Regions from separate parts of the Homo sapiens genome. Here region 2 is linked to region 1. A link is a contact called in ENCODE Hi-C or POLR2A ChIA-PET data. All regions are on one chromosome and are shown on one strand. Each heading gives the region's core, a stretch centred on a gene start or an enhancer-like site at or near the end of the contact. The rest is flanking DNA. Distances are from core to core; before and after follow the strand shown. Region 1 overlaps SLC35D4 (solute carrier family 35 member D4). Region 2 has its middle 45 kb from the start of CABLES1.

Region 1 (7,590 bases), core at 2,639-5,138:
GTTTCCCAGAGTCAGGCATTTACAGGACATCTGCAAAACCACAGCTGGCTCACTTGAGGAAAATAGTGTGCCTGTGAAACATCTAATAAAACAAGTGTTTTTTCAACTGCAGATCCCCAAAAATATACAAGTGAAAAACTGGGGAATCAGACCACAAATATGCCTGTTTCAAAAATGAAAACACTACGGAAATTGCATTAAAATCCTTTGTGCAACCCCACAACCGAATGATCAAACTTAACACCACCAATAATGAGGCAGATCCACATTGTGTGCCTCTTGATATAAAGCTCGGAAGGACACAACATCACTTGGGTGGTATTCCTGCCAAACATGCAGAGCGTGGATTGAACCACGAGGAAACACTGAGACAAACCCAAATTTAGGACAGTTCACAAAACAACAGGCCTCCCCTATTCAAAAATGTGAAGGCAATGAAAGACAATAAAAAACTGAGGAACTGTTCTAGATTAAAGGGTACAAAAGAGATATGACATCTTTTTTTTTTTTTTTTTGAGATGGAGTTTCACTCTTGTTGCCCAGGCTGGAGTGCAATGGCACGATCTCGGCTCACCATAACCTCCGCCTCCCGGGTTCAAGCGATTCTCCTGCCTCAGCCTCCCGAGTAACTGTGATTACAGGCATGCACCACCTCACCAGGCTAATTTTGCATTTTTAGTAGAGGTGGGGTTTCTCCATGTTAGTCAGGCCGGTCTCGAACTCCCGACCTCAGGTGATCCGCCTGCCTCGGCCTCCCAAAGTGCTGGGGTTACAGGCCTGAGCCAATACACCTGGCTTAGACATGACATCTTTAGGGGAAAAAAATGTTATAAAAGATAGTATTGTGCCAGGTATGGTGGCTCATACCTGTAATCCCAGCACTTCAGGAGGCCAAGGCGGGCAGACCACTTGAGTTCAGGAGTTTGAGCCCAGCCTGGCCAATATGGTAAAACCCCTTTTCTACTAAAAGCACAAAAATTAGCCAGGCGTGGTGGCACATGCCTATAGTCCCAGCTACTCAGGAGGCTGAGGCAGGAGAATCACTTGAACCCGGGAGGCAGAGGTTTCAGTGAGCCAAGATGGCACCACTGCACTCCAGCCTGGGCAACAAAACGAGACTCCATCTCAAAAAAAAAATAAAAATAAAAATAAATAAATAAATAATAATAATAATAATATTGTGGCCAGATAATAAGTGGCAACATTTGAACATGGACTCAATATTAAATAACAGTATCATATCAGATGTTATTTTCTAAATTCAATGACTGCACTTTGGTTATCTAAGGGATGGTTGTTTTTAGGAGACACAGTATTTAGTATTTAGAAGTGGAGTCATGACCTCTACAACTTATTCTCAAATGATTCAGAAAAAATAAGAGCAAGAATAATATCTACATTATCATATATTTATGTGATATTTATGTATGTTTATGCATGTGTATACATATATACATTGAGATAGCAAGAAAGCAAATGCAAAAAATGTTACCAATGGGTGAATCTTGGTGAAGAATACATGAGAGCTCACTGTAATATTCTTGCAACTTTTCTGTAGGTTTAAACTTTTCCCCCCGTAAAATGTTTTATTAGAAAAATCTCTTATACATACTAAAATATTTACAGATGAAATGCTAGGGTGCCTGGAATAAATACTGAGCAAGGCAGTGGGTGGGGCCAGAAGCTGAAAATGGCTGAAGCTGGGAACTGGGTACACAGGACTTCATTCATTACATTATTCTGTTTACTTTGATATGTCTTTAGAAATTTTCACCGTAAAGCAATTTTTAAAAATTCTTGCTCAAAAAAGTAACACTGCCAAACACAGATATTTTCAGGAAGCTATCCTCACTCATTAGAAAGTCAATTTGGAGCTGGTTCAGTAATCCCTGGTTTACGGCCTATTCCTTCTGAGTTTCATATGCCAAAAGCTCTTGCCTCTAGCTTTCCCCACTCTCTCCTCCTAAAAGAAGGCGCCAGAAAGCATAAAACCCAAATTATCACTTAGTCTCTCTCCTCTTTCCATTTTATAGAGGCAACATATATATAGTGCCCCTTAACTACTGACTATTCCATCAGGCAGCAAACAGCAAAGGATCAAAGGCGTGAACAAAAGCACCGAATACAATGTTTTCACTTTCAGGGAACTTTGCCATATGCCATCTCCCACCAACACAGATTCTGTATTCTACATAGAGACTACATGTTTTTATATGTACACATAAACATATATATCTAACACACAACAACTTGGCATGTGTAATCTTAGTACACTGAAAACAGTGGTGCTGATCAATTCTGACAGTCCTCACTGCTGTAACCATGTGTAGATGTCACTGTACCCAATGGACCAGCACTGACCGGCTGGGCCAGAGGCAGGAGGACTGGCAGAGGGGCCCTCGGAGCTGAGGCCCCAGAGCCTTGGGAAGGTCAGGACAACATGGAGCAGCCTGAGGCTCAGGACACTTCTCTACCTCAGCCTGCCCTACTCCTATAGCCTTGCTGACTTTCAAGGCACCCCAACACACAAATGACCTAGAGAAGAATCCAAGGCAAACAGTGGGGTGAGTGGAGAAGAGACTGTCAGGGGAGCTTCTTGGGGCTGCCCAGGAACAGGCAGGTTTTGTGGTGGGAGGAGAGGAGAATCCTGATATCCTGATGGGTTTGGTGTCTACCTACAGTGAAAGGCTTTATAGAATAGAGGATGCTTCCCCATCCATGGAGAATGAGCATCAGAGATCACCCCAAACAGACAACCTCTTGGAACTGTGGAAGATGGGGGATACCCAAGGGTGAGACACCTGCCTGCCTTCCCACCCCACCTGGCCTCAAGCAGTACCTGATTACATCAGGTATCATGAGCTTTACCGCCTCTCTTTGACACCTGCTAGTCTCCTTTTAAACAGGAGGATAGTCTTGAAGTTTGGTTTTGTCTTGTTCTTTCAAGGTGCAACCTGTAATAAAGGAATAAAAGGAGGGTGGGGGATTGGATGAAAGCCCAGAAATATCTGCAGTAGAAATCCTAAATCCATCTATCAAAGCACCTCTGTTGGTTTTCTGTCTCCAGGACTGAGCTGCTTGGCCTGCAGAGGAAGCGGGAAGCAGTCAGATGCAAGGCACCCAGGTTAGAATTCAAATGCTGCAGGCACCGGGGTCTGCATGACAGGACGGCCCAGTTTACGCTGTAGCTGAGGAAACTGAGGCAAAGAGGACGAGGAAAGCTGCCCACAATCACCCTGCTATGGCCCAGGACTGCAGTTCAGATCCCAGGACTTCCAGGCTGGTGCTTTTTCCACCACGGAAAATATTAAAGACTAAATAAACTACAAACATTACTTTTAAATTTTTAAGTCATTTCCATGTTTTTCATTTTCATTCTCCATCAGTATTACACAACTGTTAGTAAAGTTTTGGGCATCAATGACTGAAATCTAGCACAGGTTGGTTCTGGTGTTTTCTCTTTTGGAATAAAATATTTCAGAAAGAAAAGAAAAACACAAGAAATTTTAGACTAAGACACAAATTAGGGATATATGAATGTTTATAATAAATTCTTCTGCCACCTCTTAGAGTATGAATCTTGAACAGTTTATCATTCAAGTTAAAAATAGGTTAAATCTTATATTATGGCTTTTTGGGGGGAGGGCAGTAAACTTACCTACAGATCTTTGCAGGAGATGTTTTCTGCATAAAAGTAAAGAAACATACAATTAGACTTTTAAAACTTTTTAAATTCCTCTTAAAAGGAAACATTTTGATCAAGAGGCAAATAAATTATGAGTAGATTTATCAAGAGCTTAACAGCTTGCTGCACTTTAGTATTTATTGAGGCTTTTTCTGCTTGGGCCAAATGAAGGATGACTCAGAATTCCAGAGTTGAGTCACTTCAGCAAAGTACTTTCACCATTAGAATGATGTTTACTCGTGAAAGATAAAATGACGCTGGGGCTGTGTCTTCAAAAATCTTACATGCTAAGAAGAGGAGAGAGAAAGAAATAGATGTAACCTGTATTTTAAAAAGCAATTAAGCTCTTGTTCTATCTATCCATTTATCTATCTATCTAGTATCACTCTGTTGCCCTGGCTGGAGTGCAATGACATGGTCACTGCAGCCTCAAACTCCTGGGCTCAAGCAATCCTCCCACCTCAGCCTCCTGAGTAGCTAGGACTACAGGCATGAGCCACCATGTATGGCTACTCTTTCTTTCTTTCTTTTTTTTTTTTTCATTTTTGTAGCAGCAGGATCTCACTATGTTGCTCAGTGGTATTGAATTCCTGGCCTCAAGCGATTCTCCTGCCTCAGCCTCCTAAAGCACTGGGATTACAGGCGTGAGCCACTGCACCCAACCTCAACTTCTATTTTAGTTCTGTCTCTTTAAATATTCCATTCACTAATCCAGCTGACTCAGAGCAGTCCTATAAACTATCTGGTGTGATATGAAAATTAAAAAACAGAAAAAAGGAGAAGGGACATTTTACTCCATCCCGAGAGACAAGGGAAAAAAAGGCAGACTGGAGGAATATAAACTTGGCATTTAAATTACCTGTAATGAAGACATTCTGATTTGGACTCACCCTTATAATTCCTTTTGATGAGTCAGTTTAATGAAATCAGACTTTTGTACTGAGAACTCATTTGTACATGTTAGCAGAGAGTAACATGTTAGCAGAGGGTGACACAGATTTTTCTTCTATATTTGATAGAGGAAATGAACAGGTACAATTAAACTTTTGATTAATTCTAAACATTTCAGAAGGATTATTCTGCTAGCTGGGAACAAACTACAATTTTTGATGCTAGTTCAGGCAGTGTGAAGTATGAACATATTGTTTAGACGTGAAGCGCTGACAAGAGAAACATGTGGCTTACTACAAAGGCTACCTTAAGTTTTCATGTGTGCCTAAATAATAAAGTTTCCCCTGTTTTAATGAACAGATTCTATTTTTGCAACTTTAGACTCTAATCTTGATCTTTGTCCAACCCTGCCTCTGCAGAGCACAGGACGCGAGGCCAACCGTGCTGTACTGCCATCTGCTGGGAAGTTAGCCCTCAAGAGCTGAAAGGAGGAGGGCAAAGGTGATCTGGCTCACACCTGCGTAACTGCCCCCGGTATGATAAATGTGTTACTCAAAAATTCTTTTTTTTTTTTTTTTGAGCCAGAGTCTTGCTCTGTTGCCCAGGATGGAGTGCGGTGGCGTGATCTTGGCTCACTGCAACCTCTGCCTCCTGGGTTCAAGCGATTCTCCTGTCTCAGCCTCCCAAGTAGCTGGGATTACAGGTGTGTGCCACCATGCCCAGCTAATTTTTGTATTTTTAGTAGAGATGGGGTTTCACCATGTTGGCCAGGCTGGTCTTGAACTCATGGCCTCAAGTGATCTGCCTGCCTTTGCCCCCCAAAGTGTTGGGATTACTGGCTTGAACCACCATGCCCAGCAGTTACTCAAAATAGAGCTAAATGTAACCAAAACCTCAACAGCCTAGTGTAAGAGCAGAAATTGAGAGGAGGGACTAAAGGGATGCTCTTCCACTTCTGTGAATAGCATGTTCACCCAGTAACTTCCAGGGCTAATGTTTCAGGCCAAAAGAAAAGGCCCCTTCCATGGAGGGGAGTAAAAGAGCACACAGATCCTGGGATACAGAGAGTAAAAACAGGCAATATGTTCATTACTTAGCTCCATCTCCCAGGGCTCTGGATATGACTGAGTTCATGGCAGTCATTTTCCTTTTCAGGATACTCAGTCCAAAATAACCTAGCAACAAGTCCTACTGAGGTCTCAGGGTTCTAAATGGGTTATTATAACTCCTCAAAAGTCATGCTGCCAAAGGGCTAGGGGTGGTGGCTCATGCCTGTAATCCCAGCACTTGGGGAGGCCGAGGAGGGCAGATCACTTGAGGTCAGGTGTTCAAGACCAGCCTGGACAACATGGCGAAACCCCGTCTCTACTAAAAATATCAAAAATTAGCCAGGTGTGGTGGCGCACACCTGTAATCTCAGCTACTCGGGAGGCTGAGGCAGGAGAATCGCTTAGAACCGGGAGGCGGAGATTGCAGTGAACTGAGATCACGCCACCGCACTCCAGCCTGGGCGACAGGGTGAGGCGGTCTCAAAAACAAAACAAAAAAAAGAAGTCATGCTGCCAAAATTAACAATAAATAGCTGACATTCCTCTGGGTTAGCTAACTGAACTGTGAGGGCTACTCACACTGCCAGGTGCTGTTCTAAGGGCTCTGCATGTACTGAATCCTTTAATCATGGGGTAATTAACAGTCATTGGTTCTATGTTAGAGAGGAGAGCACTTGAGGCACTGAGGAATGAGGGAAGCTGCCCATCACCTGCCTGCCAGTCCTGCGGTGTCACCCCTGCTGGCACCCTTAGCCACCACTTGATGCTCCCTCTGCCTGCCTGACAAGGAGAGCCCTTTCTCCTTATCAAACTGGAAAGTCCCTTCCCATCCTGCCTGACTCAGCTCAAATCTATCCACCAGGGAAGCTTTCCTTGCTCCTCCCATGCCGAATTACTGGAGCTCACCCGCTGGCCCACCCATACCCTGTGCCAGCCCGAGTGTACAGGCCAGCCCCTCCATCCAACTCTGCGTTAAGGCTAAGAAATGCGTCTCCTACGTCTCTGCAGCTTTAGGCCTAGCAACATGTTTGACATTTCATAGGTACTTGATAAATCCTGAACAAATGAATAAACAAACAGGAGTATTCTAATATTAAACTATAATAAATAATTCTGCAAGGTAGTTAGATTAATTCCTCGAGCCACGTATTGCCTTACAGTCAAACTGTGTGTGTGTGTGTGTATGTGTGCATGAGTGTGTGTGTGTGTGCATGAATACACAAAGGCCTTGTTGTGGATGGTGAAAATGAACTCTACAGCTCCAGATAGTTTATTTTCATAATCTGAGAATGAAGTCACAAGGAGGTCAACTTTTACTCTCCAAAAATGATTCTAGTAAAATCTACACATAGTAGACAAAATAGCCCTCATGGTAACATTTAACAGTCTGTGAGGTGGCGTGCAAGTGTGTTCCTTATGATAAGGGATGACTTCATCAAGGCTCCTAGCTGTATCATCAGAAATGTAAGTCTCATCAAGAACATATTACAGCAGCATCATAGAGCAGATTTTAACGCTAAATTGCTAAAAACCACCTACAATTCTACAAATAGGGAACAGCCAACTCATGCTTCAACCAATGTGGAATGATAGCCTTAATAGGGATTCCTGACAAACTGTTAAATGGAAAAACAGGATGTTTCTTACCGTTCGTGTAAATACATCTATATATGTGCATGGGAAAAAAGTCTGAAAGAATAGAGTGGTTTCCTCAGGGAAGTAGAAACAGTTGATTTTTGGGTTTTTAGAGTCAGGGTCTCACTGTTGCTCAGGCTGAGGTGCAGTGGCACAATCATGGCTCACTGCAGCCTCGAACTCCTGGCCTCAAGTGATCCTCCTGCCTTGGCCTCCCAAAGCTTTTTGATTACAGGCATGAGCAACTGTGCCCGGCCTCCATCTGTATTTTCTACAACATCTTAAATCTTCTTAGATTTATAAAGGAAAGAAAGGTTTGTTTTAATAACA
Region 2 (7,590 bases), core at 3,736-6,235, 290 kb before region 1:
AAAAAAAAAAAAGCTTAGTCCTCATGTCCTACCCTCCCAAAAATGGAAAATGAAGTCAAAACTGCCTAATCTGGCCTGCAAAGCCAGCCTCCTTTCCTGCCTGCTGTAGCCTCACCTGGCGGCTGCTCACTGCCTCCACTGTATGCTCTTGGGTCTTTCTGAAATCCCATCCTGCTCTTGCCTACACAATGCCTTGTCATCTTTCCAAGCCCAGCTTAAAAGGGATGATTTATTCCAGGCTGAATGAATTGCTCATTCCTGTTCATTAATAATTTGAGGTGTGCATGATTTATGCAACAAAAATGTTTTATCTATGCAGTACTAAACACATCTTGTTTTCCTTCTAGCTTGCTCTTTTTTTTTTCAGAGATGGGGTCTCGCTATGTTGCCCAGGCTGGAGTGCAGGGACTATTCACAGGTGCAGTCAGAGCCCACTATAACCTTGAACTCTTGGCTTCAAGCAAGGCTCCCCGCCTCAGCTTCCCGAGTAGCTGGGAGAAATCACCAGTGAGCTCGGTTGCCTTCGTTCTTTATAGGAAACAGCTGCTAACTATTCTCTGTCTGCTTCTATCATATGGGTTCCCTATTGGTAACAAAACTAACACAGCTGATAATTCTTTTATTTCACAAATTATGGTCCTGACTTAATAAATACAGAGTTAAGAATTTTAAAATTTAAGAGGCAGCTAGTAATTATCCCAGAGGGGTTTTTAAAAAATTATATGCGCTCTGCTACCCAATCATGATTAGCACGGCAATGGGAGATGTCCCCGTATATCCAGGCTTTGTTCAGGTTTCATTAAATTTGGATGCTTCCAGAATGCTTCTACTCAAGAGAACAAGCATTATTTGAAGCTTCATGGTATCAAAAAGTTCATTCCTAAAGAAATAAATGGCTTTCTGTGATAACATAAACAACTTGCCAGCTATCAGCCATGAAATCTGGATTATCAAGATAGCTAACTTCTGGTTTTGTTTAGACACATGCTTACAATTCTCTCCAAACCTTGGTGCACACACAGGCCCTGTTTCTTGCAGCCTCTGCCTTTCATCGCCGCCATTGTGACAAATGGATTTGACGGGACCATGGATCTTTGAAATTGTTTCCCTTCACCACTCTCCTATATGTTTCCCTATATGATCATACTGGGAAAGCATTTCCCAGTATGATCTTAAATCATGGATAGTTTTAGTATCAGAGTCCTCCCAGAAAGCAGACACTGCCAGGCCCAGCAGCGATCCTGGCAATTTGGGAGACCAAGACAGGAGGATGGCTTGAGGACAGGAGTTTGAGACCAGCCTGAGTAACAGAACCAGACTCCATCTCTACAAATTTTTTTTTTCAATACTTAACTGAATATGGTGGTACCAGCTACTAGAGTCCTAGCTACTTGGGAGGCTGGCTGAGGCAGGAGGATTGCTTGATACCAGGAGTGTGAGTTTACAGTAAGCTATGATTGCACCACTGCACTCCAGCCTGGGTAACAGATCAAGACCCTGTCTCAAATTAAAAAAAAAAAAAAAAAGGCCAGGTGCAATGGCTCACATCTGTAATCCCAGCACTTCAGGAGGCTGAGGCAGGCAGATCACATGAGGCCAGGAGTTTGAGACCAGCCTGGCTAACATGGTGAAACCCTGTCTCTACTAAAAATACAAAAATTAGCCAGGCGTGATGGCACATGCCTGTAATCCCAACTACTCGGGAGTCTGAGGCATTAGAATCGCTTGAACCCGGGAGGTGGAGGTTGCAGTGAGCCCAGATCATGCCACTACACTCCAGCCTGGGCGTCAGAGTGAGACTCTGTCTCAAAGAAAAAAAAAAAAGAAAGAAAAGAAAAGCAGAAACCAATTTGGATATTTTAAGAGGAACTCAAAGGGGATTTATTATATAAGAGCTGAATGAGTGGAGAAGCCAAACAGAGAATAGCAACAGCAGGAAGTACTAAGGCTGGAAGACACAGAGTGAACGGAGCCCAGGATTCGGCATCACTGGGCAGATGCCGGAGCTGTTCACAGAGACACCACTCTTCCGGTAGCTTCCATGCTATATCAAGCCAGAGAGGACAAGGAACTTGAGAAGTGTAGTTCCCTGAGAGAGCTGATGGGAGCCCCGGAAGGCACGGAATGGGTGTGGTGGCAAACAGAGCACCAAGGGAGCAGGCTCCATGACTTTCAGCCCTGGAGGTGCGGCTCTGTGGCCCCGGGTGTTCTCCCAGGCCTCCTCTTAATCCATCTCATCCCAGTAAACCTCGCTGATGGGGACTGTGAAAGATGCCCCGCTCTTCTCCATGAGGGCTGGCCAGCTTTGGGGGAAATACGAATCTAAGTTTTCTGTTGTTTTTCTAATTAAGTTTTAAAAATAATTTTCAAGGAAGAAATTAACACCTCTACATTAGAACCAGGTGCCATATTTAAATTTCAAGTGGTTTTTAGTTTATCTCAAATGAATAAGTCTTTCTTTTCAACATTTAATATTCAAATACCTGTTCATAAAAATGCGTCTTCACCCTATTTTTGCCATATTTATTCCCTAGGGGATTTTCTTGGTTTGAGTCTTATGTTTAGCAGACACTTCAAGTCGACAAATTGAAATTGGCCGGCCATGGTGGCTCACGCCTATAATCCCAATACTTTGGAAGGCTGAGGCGGGCATATCACCTGAGGTCAGAAGTTTGATACCAGCCTGGCCAACATGGTGAAAACCGGTCTCTACTAAAAATACAAAATTAGCTATGCGTGGTGCATGCTGGTAATCCCAGCTACTTGGGAGGCTGAGACAGGAGAATTGATTGAACCTGGGAGGCAGAGGTTGCAGTGAGCCGAGATCACGGCACTGCACTCCAGCATGGAACACGAGAGCAAAACTCCATCTCAAAAAAAAAAAAAAGAGTTGGTGGGGGGCCGGGCACAGTAGCTCACGCCTGTAATCCCAGCACTCTGGGAGGCCAAGCCAGGTGGATCACGAGATCAAGAGATCAAGACCATCCTGGCCAACATGGTGAAACCCCATCTCTACTAAAAATACAAAAATTAACTGGGCGTGGTGGCGGGCGCCTGTAGTCCCAGCTACTTGGGAGGCTGAGGGAGCACAATCACTTGAACCTGGGAGACGGAGCGTGCAGTGAGCCGAGATTGCGCCGCTGCACTCCAGCCTGGCGACAGAGCGAGACTCTGTCTGAAAGAAAGAAAGAAAGAAAGGAAGAAAGAAGGAAGGAAAGAAGGAAGGAAGGAAGGAAGGAAGGAAGGAAGGAAGGAAAGAAAGAAAGAAAGAAAGAGAAAGAAAGAAAGAAAGAGAAAGAAAGAAAGGAAGAAAGAAGGAAGGAAAGAAGGAAGGAAGGAAGGAAGGAAGGAAGGAAGGAAGGAAAGAAAGAAAGAAAGAAAGAAAGAAAGAAAGAAAGAAAGAGAAAGAAAGAAAGAAAGAGAAAGAAAGAAAGGAAGAAAGAAGGAAGGAAAGAAGGAAGGAAGGAAGGAAAGAAAGAAAGAAAGAAAGAAAGAAAGAAAGAAAGAAAGAGAAAGAAAGAAAGGAAAGAAAGAAAGAGAAAGAAAGAAAGAAAGAAAGAAAGAAAGAAAGAAAGAAAGAAAGAAAGAAAGAAGAATCTCCTTTAAATTAGAAGGAAACTCTTAGTGTACTGCAGGATTCCTTTGCTAGGCTGAGCCCCAGTTGTCTGAAAGTCATTTGCCCAAAACATTTAACACTAACTCCTGAAAAATTCTGTACATGCTAAGAAGATCTGAACCACTTAGTGCAATAGGAATCTGCTAAAAAGCACCTAGGATAAGGGAAAACAACATAGAAAATCTGTATTTCTTCTTCTTCTTTTTTTTCCAAGACGGAGTCTTGCTCTGTCACCCAAGCTGGAGTGCAGTGGCATGATCTCAGCTCACTGCAACCTCCCCCTCCCGGGTTCAAGAAATTCTCCTGTCTCAGCTTCCCAAGTAGCTGGGATTATAGGCACGCACCACAACGACCGGCTAATTTTTGTATTTTTAGTAGAGACGGGTTTTCACCATGTTGGCCGGACTGGTCTTGAACTCCTGACCTCGTGATCCACCCACCTCAGCCTCCCAGTGTGTTGGGATTCCAGGCGTGAGCCACCGCGCCCGGCCGAAAAATTGTATTTCTATTCACAATGAGACAGGACTATTAAAACCACATGTTTATTTTTGGAAACTCTAATCTTCAGTAACTCTCATTTACAGTTCAACCACAATATGAAAACCCTTTATTATTTTATATCCAACTTTTATTATAAAAATAATAAATGCCCATATAAATATTTGGAAAATAAAAAGTATAATAATTCATGTTTTTAAAGCCATAACTTCAACATCTGATGATAACCTCTGTTAATACTGCAATGCCTATCTTGTGTGTGTGTATAAAACAACCTTGTAATCATATCACACATAGTTTTATATTCTGATTTTTATCATTTATCACTTTATCTTATGGATTTCTCCACACTAAAATGTTGCCCATTAAAAACTTATTATTATTATTACTATTATTATTATTTTGAGACAGAGTCTCTGTTGCCCAGGCTGGAGAGCCCTGGTGCCATCTCAGCTCACTGCAACCTCCGCCTCCCAGGTTAAAGAGTCTCCTGCCTCAGCCTCTTGAGTAGCTGGGATTACAAGCACGCACCACCACACCCAGCTAACTTTTGTATTTTTAGTAGAGACGGAGTTTCACCATGTTGGCCAGGCTGGACTCAAACTCCTGACCTCAAGCAATCCACCTGCCTCAGCCTGTCAAAGTGCTGGGATTACAGGCGTGAGCCACTGCACCCAACCTAAAAAATTCATTTTAATTGGCTCATGATACTTCATTGTTTGACAGTACTATAATTTATTAAATGATTTCCCTATTGTCAGACATTTAGGAACCACACTACAATTTATGCCTTGACAATCCAACATGAAAAGACTGTTTTTTTTTTTTTTGTCTTGAAAAAGGAAGTAACATCATCCCGAAAGAAGCTGGTATTTCCTCTTCTCAACCTCTGGTTCTCTCTCTTCACTGTCTCTGGTTTCATATTAACTTCATTTGAAGGCTTCTTCTTTTGCTATATTAAAGAATAGGAGTGAGAAAAGCAGCTACCACCTAGAGAAACTCTGACCAAAGGAGTGGCAATGGACGATTAATAAAATGATTATTTTAAAGATAAGCTTTGTTCTTGTTCTTTATAAATTGCAAGTCATGGCTGAATAATCATTTTTAAGAATATGTGTATATTTTTAGCCAGTTTTGGTGGCACGTGCCTGTAGTCCCAGCTACTCAGGAGGCCAAGGCAGGGGTATTGCTTGAGCCCAGGAGGTCAAGGCTGCAGTGAGCCATAATGGCGCCACTGCACTCCAGCCTGGGTGGCAGAGCAAGATCCTGTCTCAAAAAAAAAAAAAAATATATATATATGTGTGTGTGTGTGTGTGTGTGTGTGTGTGTGTGTGTACACATATATATTCCTTTTTAAAATATATATATATATATATATATTCTTATTTTTAAGATGCTTTAGATGAGTCAGTGTTCTCCAGATAGATGGATCCAATAGGATATATAGAGACATGAGAGGGGATTTATGAGGGGAATTGGCTCATGTGATTATGGAAGCTGAGAAGTCCCATGACAGGCCATCTGGAAGCTGGAGACCCGGGGATGATGGTAGTGTGGCTTTGCCCAAGTTCGAAGCCTCAGAACTGGGGAAGCCAATGGTATAACTCTCAGTCCGTGGCCAAAGCCCTGCGAACTCGGGGCTGGTGGAGGAGGATGCTGGTGTAAGTCCCGGAGTCCAAAGGCCAGGGAGCCTGGAGTCCTGCTGTCCAAGGGCAAGAGGAGAAGGCCGTCCCAGCTCCAGGAGAGAGCATGAGACTCTGCCTTCCCTCTGTCTTTCTATTCTCTGTGGTCCACCAGTCGATTGAACGTTGCCTGCCCACACTGAGAGCAGATCTTCCCTGCTCAGTTCACCAAATCACAATCCAGTCTCCTCTGGAAACACCTCACCAACACATCCAAAATGATGGTTTACCACCTCTCTAGATATTTCTCAATTCATTCAAGTTGACACCTAAAATTAACCATCACACTTAGAAATCCCTGTTATGTTGGCTGGGCACGGTGGCTCACACTTGTGATCCCAGCACTTTGGGAGGCCGAGGTGGGTGGGTCGCCTGAGGTTAGGAGTTTGAGACCAGCCTGGCCAACATGGTGAAACCTCATCTCTACTAAAAATACAAAAATTAGCTGGGCATAGTGGCGGGTGCCTGTAATCCCAGTTACTCAGGAGGCTGAGGCAGGAGAATCACTTGAACCTGGGAAGTGGAGGTTGCAGTGAGCTGAGATTGCGTCACTGCACTCCAGCCTGGGTGACAGAGTGAGACTCCATCTCAAAAAAGAAAGAAAGAAAGAAAAGGAAATCCCTGTTATGTGAGTGATGAGTTATGAATTCCACAGAAGGCTGTGATTAGGTATCTGTTTTGATTTATTTGGGATACCCATTGGTTTTCTTTTTCTTTTTCTTTTGAGACAGAGTTTTTCTCTTGTTACCCAGGCTGGAGTGCAATGGCGCAATCTCGGCTCACTGCAACCTCTGCCTCCTGGGTTCAAGCGATTCTCCTGCCACAGCCTCCCGAGTAGCTGGGATTACAGGCGCCTACCATCACATCTGGCTAATTTTTTGTATTTTTAGTAGAGACAGGGTTTCACCATGTTGGCCAGACTGATCTCGAACTCCTGACCTCAGGTGATCTGACCCCGTCGGCCTCTCAAAGTGCTGGGATTACAGGCATGAGTCACCGCACCCGGCCTACCCATTGGTTTTCTTGTGACCTTTTGTATTTTTGTAGTAGGCATCAATGATTTGGAGTGGGATTGGTCCTCTCGTGTGTGTGTGTGTGTGTGTGTGTGTGTGTGTTTATTTTGAGACAGAGTCTCACTCTGTCACCTAGGCTGGAGTGCAGTGGCACGATCATAGCTCACTGCATTCTCAAACTCCTGGGCTCAAGCAATCCTCCCTCCTTACTCCCAAATAGCTGGGACGACAGGCGTGTACCACCATGCCCAGCTAATTTATTTTTTTTTTCAGACGGAGTCTCACTCTGTTGCCCAGGCTGGAGTGCCGTGGCGTGATCTCGGCTCACTGCAAGCTCCACCTCCCGGGTTCACGCCATTCTCCTGCCTCAGCCTCCCGAGTAGCTGGGACTACAGGTGCCTGCCACCATGCCTGGCTAATTTTTTTGTATTTTTAGTAGAGACAGGGTTTCACCATGTTAGCCCGAATGGCCTCGATCTCCTGACCTTGTGATCAACCTGCCTCAGCCTCCCAGAGTGTTGGGATTACAGGCGTGAGCCACGGTGCCCAGCACCCCCCCTTTTTTTTTGAGACAGAGTTTTGCTCTCATGTTCCAGGCTAGAGTGCAGTGCCGTGATCCCGACCTCAGGTGATCTGCCCGCCTCGGCCTCCCAGAGTGTTGGGATTACAGGCGTGAGACACTGTGCCCAGCCTACCACTGCACCTTCTAATCTGGGGTTCATGTTACAAGTACAAAGGAAGATAAAGCAGTGAAAATTATGTCCCTTTTTAGGAGTGGAAT

Evidence for each region. A loop is a pair of places that touch in the nucleus more often than their neighbours do. ChIA-PET counts read pairs that join two places held with the same protein, here RNA polymerase II (POLR2A). Pooled maps may share reads with other maps.
Region 2: a loop to region 1 is called in a pooled map, with 2.3 times the contacts of the local background. The contact joins two enhancer-like sites. A Hi-C loop is called at or near these places in 2 of 50 pooled maps. POLR2A ChIA-PET finds 5 or more read pairs at or near these places in 5 of 52 experiments (Caco-2, MCF 10A, Panc1 and 2 more).

Annotation. Positions count from the first base shown.
Region 1 is chr18:23,373,988-23,381,577 of GRCh38, forward strand. It overlaps SLC35D4 (solute carrier family 35 member D4), which reads right to left. Exons shown (of 15, transcript NM_032933.6): 6 at 3,659-3,684. Among named protein-coding and RNA genes, the nearest start is that of SLC35D4, 60 kb to the right of the region's middle. RefSeq lists enhancers at 2,460-2,959, 4,167-4,296. Within about 2 kb of position 3,889, at least 9 of the 41 ENCODE cell types and tissues checked have a DNase peak (open chromatin) inside an H3K27ac peak, as active enhancers do.
Region 2 is chr18:23,086,551-23,094,140 of GRCh38, forward strand. No RefSeq gene overlaps it. Among named protein-coding and RNA genes, the nearest start is that of CABLES1, 45 kb to the right of the region's middle. Within about 2 kb of position 4,986, at least 3 of the 41 ENCODE cell types and tissues checked have a DNase peak (open chromatin) inside an H3K27ac peak, as active enhancers do.